Linked DNA regions of Homo sapiens: region 1 is linked to region 2. A link is an interaction called in ENCODE POLR2A ChIA-PET data of the cell type or tissue named here. Cell type or tissue: OCI-LY7. All regions are shown on one strand. Each heading gives the region's core, and the rest is flanking DNA. Links, peaks and the distances in the headings are about the cores only. Region 1 overlaps RHBDF2 (rhomboid 5 homolog 2). Region 2 has its middle 5.8 kb from the start of GALK1.

Region 1 (5,370 bases), core at 63-5,062, 710 kb before region 2:
TTGGCCAGTTTGAGACAATGAGGGGCCCAGGAAAGCTGGGTCAGGGGTAAGCAAGGGCACAGGAAGAGACGAAGAGAGGTCCTGGAAGTCCCAGTGAGACGTTTGGACTTTGGGTGAGAACAGGAAATCCTGGGAGAGAGTTGAGCAGGGAAGCAACAGGTGTGATCTATGCTTTTGGGAGGTGACCCCAGCTGCGGTGCGGAGAATGATCAGTCTCAGGGGGCTTGAGGCAGCAGGTAGAGGAATTGAGAGAGTGGAGTGAGCCTCCAGGTGAGGAGATGGTGGAGGTGAGGTGGAGATGGTGGAGGTGAGGTAGAGATGGAGGAGGAGGACAGGTTCAGATGGCTGCTGTCTCGCCGACCCGTGCATGCCACGCCTCAGCCCACACACGCCCTTGGCTGAAGGGCTCCCAGGGAGATGGGTATGGAGTCCCTGGCTTCGTACAAGGAGAGGAAAAACAAAACTTGCCCAGGAACCTTGGGATGTGAAGGAGAGGAAACAGCTGGGGGGGTTTATTTTTATTTTTATTTTTATTTTTGAGACGAAGTTTCGCTCTTGTTGCCCAGGCTGGAGTGCAATGGTGCAATCTCGGCTCACTGCAACCTCTGCCTCCCGGGTTCAAGCAATTCTCCTACCTCAGCCTCCCGAGTAGCTGAGATTACAGGCATGCGCCACCACACCCAGCTAATTTTTTGTATTTTTAGTAGAGACGGGGTTTCTCCATGTTGGTCATGCTGGTCTCGAACTCCCGACCTCAGGTGATCTGCCCACCTTGGCCTCCCAAAGTGCTGGGAGTACAGGCATGAGCCACCGCGCCCGGCCACAGCTGGGGGTTTTAACAAGAAGACGGTCATGGGGCAGAGCAAGAGACGAAACGAAGAGAATGAAACAGGCAGAGGGTGTTAATTCTGGTGGAGTCAGAGGGGAACTGGGGACTGGTGGCACACGCACAGGAAAGCCCCAGATGGGGTACTGGGCAACAGCCACTGAAATTTGGGATGTACTTACTCTTCAACCCAGCCATTCTGCTTCCAGAACTTGGTCTTGTAATAGTTAAACAAGCACACGCGGTGTATGCAAGGGTGTTAGTTGCAACATCAGACCCATGTCTCAAATTCCGGAAACATCCTAAATAACCAGCAGTCTGGACTTAAGTAAATCTTGGTGCATTCCACTTATGAAATCTTTGCATTCATCAAAAAAGACAAGAGGCCTAGGGCCGGGTGTGGTGGCTGAAACCTGTAATCCCAGCACTTTGGGAGGCCGAGGCAGGTGGATCACCTGAGGTCAGGAGTTCGAGACCAGCCTGACCAACATGGAGAAACCCCATCTCTACTAAAAATACAAAATTAGCTGGGCGTGGTGGCGCATGCCCGTAATCCGAGCTTCTTGGGAGGCTGAGGCAGGAGAATCACTTGAACCTGGGAGGTGGAGGTTGCGGTGAGCCGAGATCGCGCCACTGCACTCCAATCTGGGTGACAGAATGAGACCCCATCACAAAAAAAAAGAAAAAAGAAAAAAAGTAGGTCTGTCCGTATGTGTTGACAGGGAAAGATGTCTACAATGCAGGTAAAATGATAGAGTGTGGGCTGGGCTTGGTGGCTCACGCCCATAACCCCGGCTACTTGGGAGGCTGAGGCAAGAGAATTGCTTGAACCTGGGAGGTGGAGGGTGCAATGAGATTGGCTCACAGCAATCTCTTCCTCTCGGGTTCAAGTGATTCTCCTGCCTCAGCCTCCCGAGTAGCTGGAACTACAGGAATGAGGCACTATGCCTGGCTAATTTTTGTATTTTAGTAGAGATGGTGTTTCACTGTGTTGGCCAGGCTAGTCTCGAACTCCTGACCTTAAGTGATCCATCCACCTTGGTCTCCCAAAGTGTTGGGATTGTACGTGTAAGCCACCACACACAGCTGTGTGATTTTTTTTTTTTTTCAATGAGCATATGCCACTTTTATTGTTAAACAGTGTTCTCACTATGGGGGAGAAAAGTGCCAGACAGGTGGCAGTTTCAGTTATCTTTTTTTTTTGAGACATTTTCTCACTCTGTCGCCCAGGCTGGAGTGCAGTGGCATGATCTTGGCTCACTGCAACCTCTGCCTCCTGGGTTCAAGCAATTCTCGTGCCTCAGCCTCCCAAGTAGCTGGGATTATAGGCATGCGCCACCACACCTGGCTAATTTTGTATTTTTAGTAGAGACAGGGTTTTACCATGTTGGCCAGGCTGGTCTCAAACTCCTGACCTCAGGTGATCCACCTACCTCGGCCTCCCAAAGTGCTGGGATTACAGGCATGAGCCACGCACCCAGCCAGTTTTAGTTATCTTTGAAAAATGAACTGGGGCTGGGCACAGTGAGCTTGCACCTGTAATCCCAGCACTTGGGAGGCCAAGGCAGGCAGATGGCTTAAGCCCAGGAGTTCCAGACCAGCCTGGCTAACATGGAGAGACCCCCACCTCTACAGAAAAAAGACAAGAAAAATAAACTGGGTGGCCTTGGGGGACAGGGACCAGCACAGTAGGTTTCTCATCTCTCGGCCCACCTCGGCCTCCCCAAGTGCTGGTATTACAGGTGTGAGCCACCGTCCCTGGCCTGCATCTTCATGCTCTTTTCAGGGTTTGGTTCTTGCCTCAAGCGGAGAGATCAGAAATTGAATGAGGTAGTAAGTTGAGGACCTCCCAGACCCATATGGTCCGGGATGCAAATGATGGTCAGAAATAGACCTCACTCCAACCACTGGGCCTGAGGTTCAGCCTGGTTCAGGCTGGGTTTAGTCCCCAGGGATGGTTTGTTTTTGGTTTTGTGTGTGTGTGTGTGTGTGTGTGTGTGTGTGTGTGTGTGTGTGTGTGTGTTTTCAGACAGAGTCTTGCTCTGTCGCCAGGCTGGAGTGCAGTGGCGCGATCTCGGCTTACTATAACCGCTGCCTCCTGGGTTCAAGCCATCCTGCCTCAGCCTCCCGAGTAGCTGGGATTACAGGCACGTGCCACCACGCCTAGCTAATTTTTTGTATTTTTAGTAGAGACGGGGTTTCACCATGTTGGCCAGGATGGTCTCGATCTCCTGACCTCGTGATCCCCCCACCTCGGCCTCCCAAAGTGCTGGGATTACAGGCGTGAGCCACCGCGCCCAGCCGCCCAGAGATGTTTGAACCAACTTTAGGCAAGTTGGTTCTTGGTCTGGGCTGCGTGCCCTGGCGTCAGGGTCCTGACACTGCGCCACCCCGCACCGCCCACCGCTGCTCTCCCGGTCTCCATTCCAGCCCTCCCGCCTCCTGCCCACAATGGCCTCTGCTGACAAGAATGGCGGGAGCGTGTCCTCTGTGTCCAGCAGCCGCCTGCAGAGCCGGAAGCCACCCAACCTCTCCATCACCATCCCGCCACCCGAGAAAGAGACCCAGGCCCCTGGCGAGCAGGACAGCATGCTGCCTGAGGTAAGGGGGCTGGCCTGGGGGCTCACTGTTCTGCCGTAGGTAACAGATGTACCCACGTGACACTTTCTGGTCAGTTTCACTTCCCAGAGGGGCTCCTTCCTGAGCCACAGCTGCTGTCTGTGCAGCCCTTGACTCGGGCCCTACCCCCTCCTTCCTGGGCCCGAAATATCACAGGGAGTAAAGCCAGGAACCGGGCTCACTCTCATCGTGGTCAGGGGCACACAGGAAGGGCCAGCCCCAAGAAAGTGCTTGCTGGTAACCCTGGGGCCCTGGCTGTTCTCATTTCACCCCCTAGGCCTGGACTCTCAGTCTCTCTTCTGAGGGCTGGGGGCTTTCTTTGACATGGGTGAGCAGGGGACAGTGTCTCCCTGGCATCAGCAGCCCGCCTAGGCAGTGTCCGCTTCCTTTGGGAGGACGAGAACAGATCAGTGTTTCTGACAGTCTGGTCTAGTGCCCCATAAAGAGCTCATTGAAAACCGGCTTGTGGCAGCGTGGGCTTCCTGCACAGTCTGGAGTATAAAGGGAAGCGATGTTAACGCCCCCCGTTCACCCGAGAGCTCTGCAGAAGACACAGCAGCAGGCAGGAGCGTCATGGTGCAGAGGGGAGGGACTGGATGAGGAGTTAGGAAAACACACGCTGGCCTTGACGGAGAAAAGTTAGACAATGGCGATTTTAAATTCAGAATGAGGCTGGGCGAGGTCGCCTCATGCCTGTAATCTCATCACTTTGGGAGGCTGAGGCAGCCAGATCACTTGAGCCCAGGAGTTCGAGACCAGACTAGACAACATAGCAAGACTCTGTCTCTGCAAAAAAAATTAAAAAAGAGCTGGGTGTGGTGGCACATGCCTGTAATCCCAGCTACTTAGGACACTGAGGTAGAAGGCTTGCTTGAGCCTGGGAGGTCGAGGCTCCAGTGAGCTATGATGGTGCCACTGCCCTCCAACCTGGGCAACAGAGCAAGACTCTGTCCCAAAAAATATATATATAGGCCGGGCATGGTAGCTCATGCCTGTAATCCCAGCACTTTGGGAGGCCGAGGCGGCCAGATCACTTGAGGTCAGGCAGGAGTTCGAGACCAGCCTGGCCAACATGGTGAAACCCCGTCTCTACTAAAAATACAAAAATTAGCCGGGTGTGGTGGCACATGCCTATAGTCCCAGCTACTCAGGAGGCTGAGGCAGAAGAATCGCTTGAACCTGGGAGGCGGAGGTGTCAGTGAGTCGAGACCACACCACTGCACTCCAGCCTGGACAATACAGTGAGATTCCATCTCCAAAAAAAAAAAAAAAAAAAAAAAAAAAATATATATATATATATATATACATATACAAACACACACACACACACACACACACACACACACACATTATATATATATATTTCCAAATGAAAGCAAATTGGGGCATAAATCAGGGTTGAAGTTTGTTCTCAGGGTTTTCAGAATAGGAGGCTAAAGAAAAGCCAGCCCAGGACCTGGGCTGCACACACCACCGCCTGCCCTCCCTCCTTCCTCCCCAAGAGGAAGAACCCAGCCTACTTGAAGAGCGTCAGCCTCCAGGAGCCACGCAGCCGATGGCAGGAGAGTTCAGAGAAGCGCCCTGGCTTCCGCCGCCAGGCCTCACTGTCCCAGAGCATCCGCAAGTGAGCCCCCCTACACCCAAGCCCAGCACCCCCCACCCAGCAACCTGTGGATTCTCGGGGCCTGGACATGATTGGGCCTGGTCCCTGCGTCCCCTCTCTGGAAGGAGGAGGCCGGCATTAATGAGCAATGTCTCCCTGTGGCCTATTATCATGGTATAGATGGGGAAATGGGTATGTGCTTTGCGGAATATCACGGTGTGGAGGCTGGGGGGCTTCGAGGAGCTGGGTGGATCAGTGTGGGGGTGCCTGGGGCCCTAGCCTGGCTCCTCACGCTCCCGTCATCCCCTGCTTCTGCTCATCT
Region 2 (5,370 bases), core at 79-5,078:
AGAGGGAGATGGGCTGCAGGCTTAGGGCAGGTGGCCTTTGCTGAGGGGTGTGTGAGGGATTGTGCCTGTCCTCATGGAGGTGGAACCTGGGCTCCGTTAAATCCCTATTCACGTACCACCTCCTACGTTGGCCACATTTTTCCCCATAAGCTCCTCTCTGCCAGGCACTGAGCCAGGGGGCCAAGCAGAGGGGTCAGGAGGGGCTTGGGTCCACAGCCCAGGCATCACGGCCCTCACAGGGCTCTCCCTCCCCAGCTCCGCACCTGCAGCTAGTCTCAATCCATCTGCCCACCACCAGCGGTCTGAGGCCTGGGCAGCTGCAGTGCCAGCAGCTTTCCAGCCAGTGTGAGGCGCAAGATGAGACAGCCTCGGCCCTGAGCTGTCAGCTGCATCTTGTAGGTCTGGACATGCTCCTTGGCCAGCAGCAGGGTGGTTGTCAACCTAGAGGGCAGGAACTTCAGGGACAGAGTAGGGGCAGCAAATAAAGACAAGACTTGCAGCTGGGTTATCTGAGCAGGGGCATCTGAGACCGCAGGGAGACGAGAAGCTCCTGGCGCTCCGAAGGCAGGGAATGAGTGTGTCTGCCCCTGGAATCACACCTGACACATAGCAGAAGTTCCAGGAGTGACTGCTGACCAAACCAAATGGCCCCAGCAGCCCCCAAGCACAGCTGGCTGGATCTGCTCCCAGCATGGGTGGCAAAGAATCAGTCTGGTTCCCAAAAGCTTTGGTTACTGGCCTGGCTTCCAAACCGAGAGTGTTTCACATAGGAACTGAGTCTGAGAGAGCAGCTGCCCCTCCTGTCCATCACCAAGAGGCTGAGCTTTAACTCTTGACACTTTCGTAAGCAGAGGCCAGTAGAGCAGAGGCTGCAGCAGTCCAGGAAACAGTAGTGGCTGAGAAAATGGGCTCAGGGGCCAGGAGAGGTGGCGCATGCCTGTAATCCCAACATTTTGGGAGGCTGAGGCGGGTGGATCACTTGAGGCCAGGAGTTTGAGACCAGGCTGGCCAGCATGGCAAAACCCCATCTCTACTAAAAACACAAAAATTAGCCAGGTGTGGTGGTGCATGCCTGTTATCCCAGCTACTCGGGAGGCTGAGAGAGGAGAATCGCTTGAACCCGGGAGGCGGAGGTTGAAGTGAGCCGAGATCACGCCACTGCACTCCAGCCTGGGCAACAGAGTGAGACTCCATTTCAAAAAAAAAAAAAAAAAAAAAGACGCTGGTAGTAAACAAGCTGTGCTGCCCCGCAGGTGCATCTTGGTGAGATATCAGCCCTGAGGTCTGGGCTGACCATGGGCTCAATATTATTATCAATATTCCAGACACTGTTATCATGAATATTATAGAAGGGCAAAGGGAGCCCAGATCAGGAAATAGGTTAACCCTCTAGAAGAAACAATAAAAGGAATCTCCCAGAATGGGTAAGGTAGTGAGCCATCTGCTGGGAGCAAGATGTCAGTCTCTGAAAACACCGGGAGCCACGGACCTAAGTCCATCAGGGAATCAGGCTGTGACTGCAACATAGAAGCCAGGGCTGCGTCAAGTGTATCGTCCCGTGAAACATAAACAAAGGCCAAGTTGAGCAAGGAGGGCCCAAGGATTTGGTTTTTGTGTAGAAGACAGACACGGACTCCCGTGGAGAAGAGGCATTTTGGAGTGCCTGTCCTCAGTGGTAGGTCACATCTTTCCGCGGCCTAGACAAACATTGTTAGAGCCAGGTGCAGTGGCTTTCCCATGTAATCTCAGCAACTTGGGAGGCTGAGATGGGAGGATTGCTTCAGCTCAGGAGTTGAAGGCTTCAGTGGGCTGTGATGGTGACACTGCACGCCAGCCTGGGTGACACAGCAAGACCCTGACTGAAAAAAAAACAAAAAACAAAAAAACCCACCTCTAAGCCTGTCTAGGTCACCAGACACCTGGCTGGCACGCATGGTATTCCCACCACTGGCTAGTATGTCCCAGTGGTGGATATAACCCAGAATTCTCTCCAGACGCCTCAGCCCTACGTGATAATCAGCAAGATACAAGCAAGTTTCTCAGCCAGCATAGCAGAGGACAAAGCTCAGGGTGAAGTGTTTCCATTACCATGCCACCTCCCCGCTAATCCTGAGACATCTGGCCAGGAAATGGGGGGAGGGTCAAAGGTCAAAGGAGACTTCACTCTGAACAAATTTCAGTAACACACTAGATGGGATTCAAAAAAGACAGTAAACACATTTCCCAAATAAAATCAATGTTTCAGAGTCCATCTTGAACAAACGGACATGCTTCGCCTTATGCCAACTTTTTTTTCTTTTTTGAGACGAAGTTTCACTCTGCAGCCCAGGCTGGAGTGCAGTGGTGCCATCTCGGCTCACTGCAACCTCTGCCTCCCAGATTCAAGTGATTGTTCTGCCTCGTTCTCCTGAGTAGCTGAGATTACAGGCGCACGCCACCATGCCTGGCCTATTTTTTGTATTTTTAGTAGAGATGGAGTTTCACCATGTTGGTCAGGCTGGTCTCGAACTCCTGACCTCAGGTGATCCACCTGCCTTGGCCTCCCAAAGTGCTGGCATTACAAGTGTGAGCCACTGCGCCCAGACTAATTTTGTATTTTTATTTATTTATTTATTTTGAGGTGGAGTCTCCCTGTTGCCCAGGTTGGAGTGCAGCGGCACAATCTCAGCTCACTGCAACCTCTGCCTCTGGGGTTCAAGCGATTCTCCTGCCTCAGCCTCCAGAGTAGCTGGGATTACAGGCATGCGCCACCACACCAGGCTAATTTTGTACTTTTAGTAGAGATGGGGTTTCACCATGTTAACCAGGCTGGTCTCAAATTCCTGACCTCAGGTGATCCGCCCATCTCAGCCTCTGAAAGTGCTGGGATTACAGGCATGAGCCACCTTGCCCAGCCTAAATCGAGGTTCTCCAAGAAAAACTAAAACAGGCTGGGTGTGGTACTCACGCCTGTAAGCCCAGCACTTTGGGAGGCCGAGGTGGGCGGATCACTTGATGTCAGGAGTTTGAGACCTGCCTGGCCAACAGAGCAAAACCCATCTCTACTAAAAATACAAAAAAAATTAGCCAGGCGTGGTGGCTCATACCTGTAGTCCTAGCTACTTGGGAGGCTGAGGCAGGAGATTCGCTTAAGCCCAGAAGGTGGAGGTTGCAGTGAGCTGAGATCACGCCATTGCACTCCAGCCTGGGTGACTGAGAGAGACTCTGTCTCGCAAAAAAAAAAAAAAAAAGAAAAAAAAAGAAAAACTAAAACAACACAAAGGATGAAGATGGGTCAAATGGTCATGTTGGCCAGCTGAGGTGGCTCACGCCTATAATCCTAGCACTTTGGGAGGCCAAGGCAGACGGATCACCTGAGGTCAGGAGTGTGAGACCAGCCTGGCCAACACGGTGAAACCCTGTCCCTACTAAAAATTCAAAAAATTAGCTGGGCATAGTGGCACGTGCCTGTAATCCCAGCTACTTGGGAGGCTGAAGCAGGAGAATTGCTTGAACCTGGTAGGCAGAGGTTGCAGTGAGCTGAGATTGTGCCACTACACTCCAGCCTGGCGACAGAGCGAGACTCCATCTCAAAAAAAAAAAAAAAAGTCACGTTGTCAATTAAAATGAATCAATGGAAATAAAGATAAGGGTGTGGACTTCTAACTGGTCAGAATCCCTGCTCTCTCTTCTCCTATTCAGAAAGCTCTACTCAACATTTATCGCAGACAGAGGGGGTCAGATTTGTGACTGTCTGCCTCCCAATCAGACCGTGAGAGCCTGAGGCATTTATCTTTCTGGCCAATTGCATATAGGAGAGTACCATAATGCCTGTTGAATTAATGGACAACTGATAAGAATAGCAAACATTTATTCTGTGCGTACCAAGTGCCAGCTGCTGGGCTGGGCACTTTATGAAGATGATCTCATTCAGTTCCTTTTACAACAGCATGTCTGGGAGCAATCTCTAGCCCCATTTTACACATAAGAAACTGAGGCCCAGAAAGGTCACTTCATTTACCTGAGATCATATAATAGGAAGAGTGGAGATGAGGGCTCAGCACTGTTGGGTGTCAGAGGTGAGGTGAGTAAAAGGCATGCAGAGAAGGGGCTGCTTCGCTCACCTCTGCCCTGATAGAATGGGCCCTTGTAGGGAGGTATGGTTTGTGAGTTTCATTCCATTTCAACCAGCCCAAGGGCCACTCATGGTATGATTTGTTTGGTGTTGGCTGTGCCAAAAAATGCTTTACTGAAGTGTGCTCAAAAGGAGCAGGTCATCCGATGACATCTGGAATTGCTTGGGCTGGAGTGCAGTGGCGTGATCTCGGCTCACTGCACCTTCAACCTCTGGGCTCAGGTGATCCTCCTGCCTCAGCCTCCCAAGTAGTCGGGACCACAGGCACACACCACCAAGCCTGACTAATTTTTGATTTTTTTTTTTTTTTTGAGACGGAGTCTCAGTCTGTTGTCCAGGCTGGAATGCAGTGGTGTGATCTCGGCTCACCGCAACCTCCGCCCCCTGGGTTCAAGCGATTCTCCTGCCTCAGTCTCCTGAGTAGCTGGGATTACAGGCTTGTACCACCACACCGGGCTAATTTTTCTATTTTTTAGTAAAGATGGGGTTTCACTATGTTGGCCGGGCTGGTCTTGAACTCCTGACCTCAAGTGATCCACCCGCCTCGGCCTCCCAAAGTGCTGGGATTACATGCATGAGCCACCGTGCCCGGCTAATTTTTGATTTTTTTGGAGAGATGAGGTCTCCCTTTGTTGCCCAGGCTGGTCTTGAACTCCTGGTCTCAAGCGATTTGCCCACCTCAGCCTCCCAGTGTTGGGATTACAGGCGTGAGCCACCACACCTGGGCCCCATTCTTTTCTTAACAGCTTTATTGAGATATAATACATACCATATAATTCACCCATTTAAAACATAAAATTCAACAGTTTAGGATATTCACAGGCATGTGCAACCATCACCACAGTCCATTTTAGAACATTTTCCTTACCACAGAGAAACCTGCCATCCTTTGGCTCTGACCCTGCTATTCCCTCAGGCCTAAGCAACCGCTAATTAACTTTCCATCTGTAGAGATTTGCCGATTCTGGATATACAACAGGTGGTCTTGTGTGACTGGCTTCCTTCACTCACCATAATATTTTCAAAGTTCATTCTTTTTTTTTTTTTTTTGAGACGGAGTTTTGCGCTGTCACCTGGGCTGGAGTGCAGTGGCACGATCTCTGCTCACTGCAAGCTCCGCCTCCCAGGTTCACGCCATTCTCCTGCCTCAGCCTCCCGAGTAGCTGGGACTACAGGTGCCCGCCACCACGCCCAGCTAATTTTTTTCTTGAAGGCTCCATCCATGTTGTTACACGTATCAGTACTTCATTTCTTTT

The links. Peaks named below come from ENCODE experiments on the same cell type or tissue, not always from the same donor. Only the 100,000 strongest peaks of a DNase experiment are listed, where the experiment ranks them.
Region 1: POLR2A ChIA-PET joins it to region 2 with 8 read pairs; 2 of 35 experiments call an interaction of 5 or more read pairs at or near these places.

The regions. Positions count from the first base shown.
Region 1 is chr17:76,479,432-76,484,801 of GRCh38, reverse strand. RHBDF2 (rhomboid 5 homolog 2) reads left to right here. Exons shown (of 19, transcript NM_001005498.4): 3 at 3,257-3,427; 4 at 4,948-5,069. The coding sequence starts at 3,278. Among named protein-coding and RNA genes, the nearest start is that of AANAT, 15 kb to the right of the region's middle. RefSeq lists silencers at 849-1,049, 961-1,255, 2,930-2,979, 3,040-3,139, 3,960-4,029. In OCI-LY7, for the core only: CTCF peaks have their summits at 2,259 and 2,604; DNase peaks (open chromatin) are centred at 1,951, 2,721, 3,501, 3,951 and 2 weaker places; H3K4me3 peaks cover 3,482 bases; H3K27ac peaks cover 5,000 bases.
Region 2 is chr17:75,768,286-75,773,655 of GRCh38, reverse strand. No RefSeq gene overlaps it. Among named protein-coding and RNA genes, the nearest start is that of GALK1, 5.8 kb to the right of the region's middle. In OCI-LY7, for the core only: CTCF peaks have their summits at 347 and 1,440 (motif pointing left); a DNase peak (open chromatin) is centred at 2,095.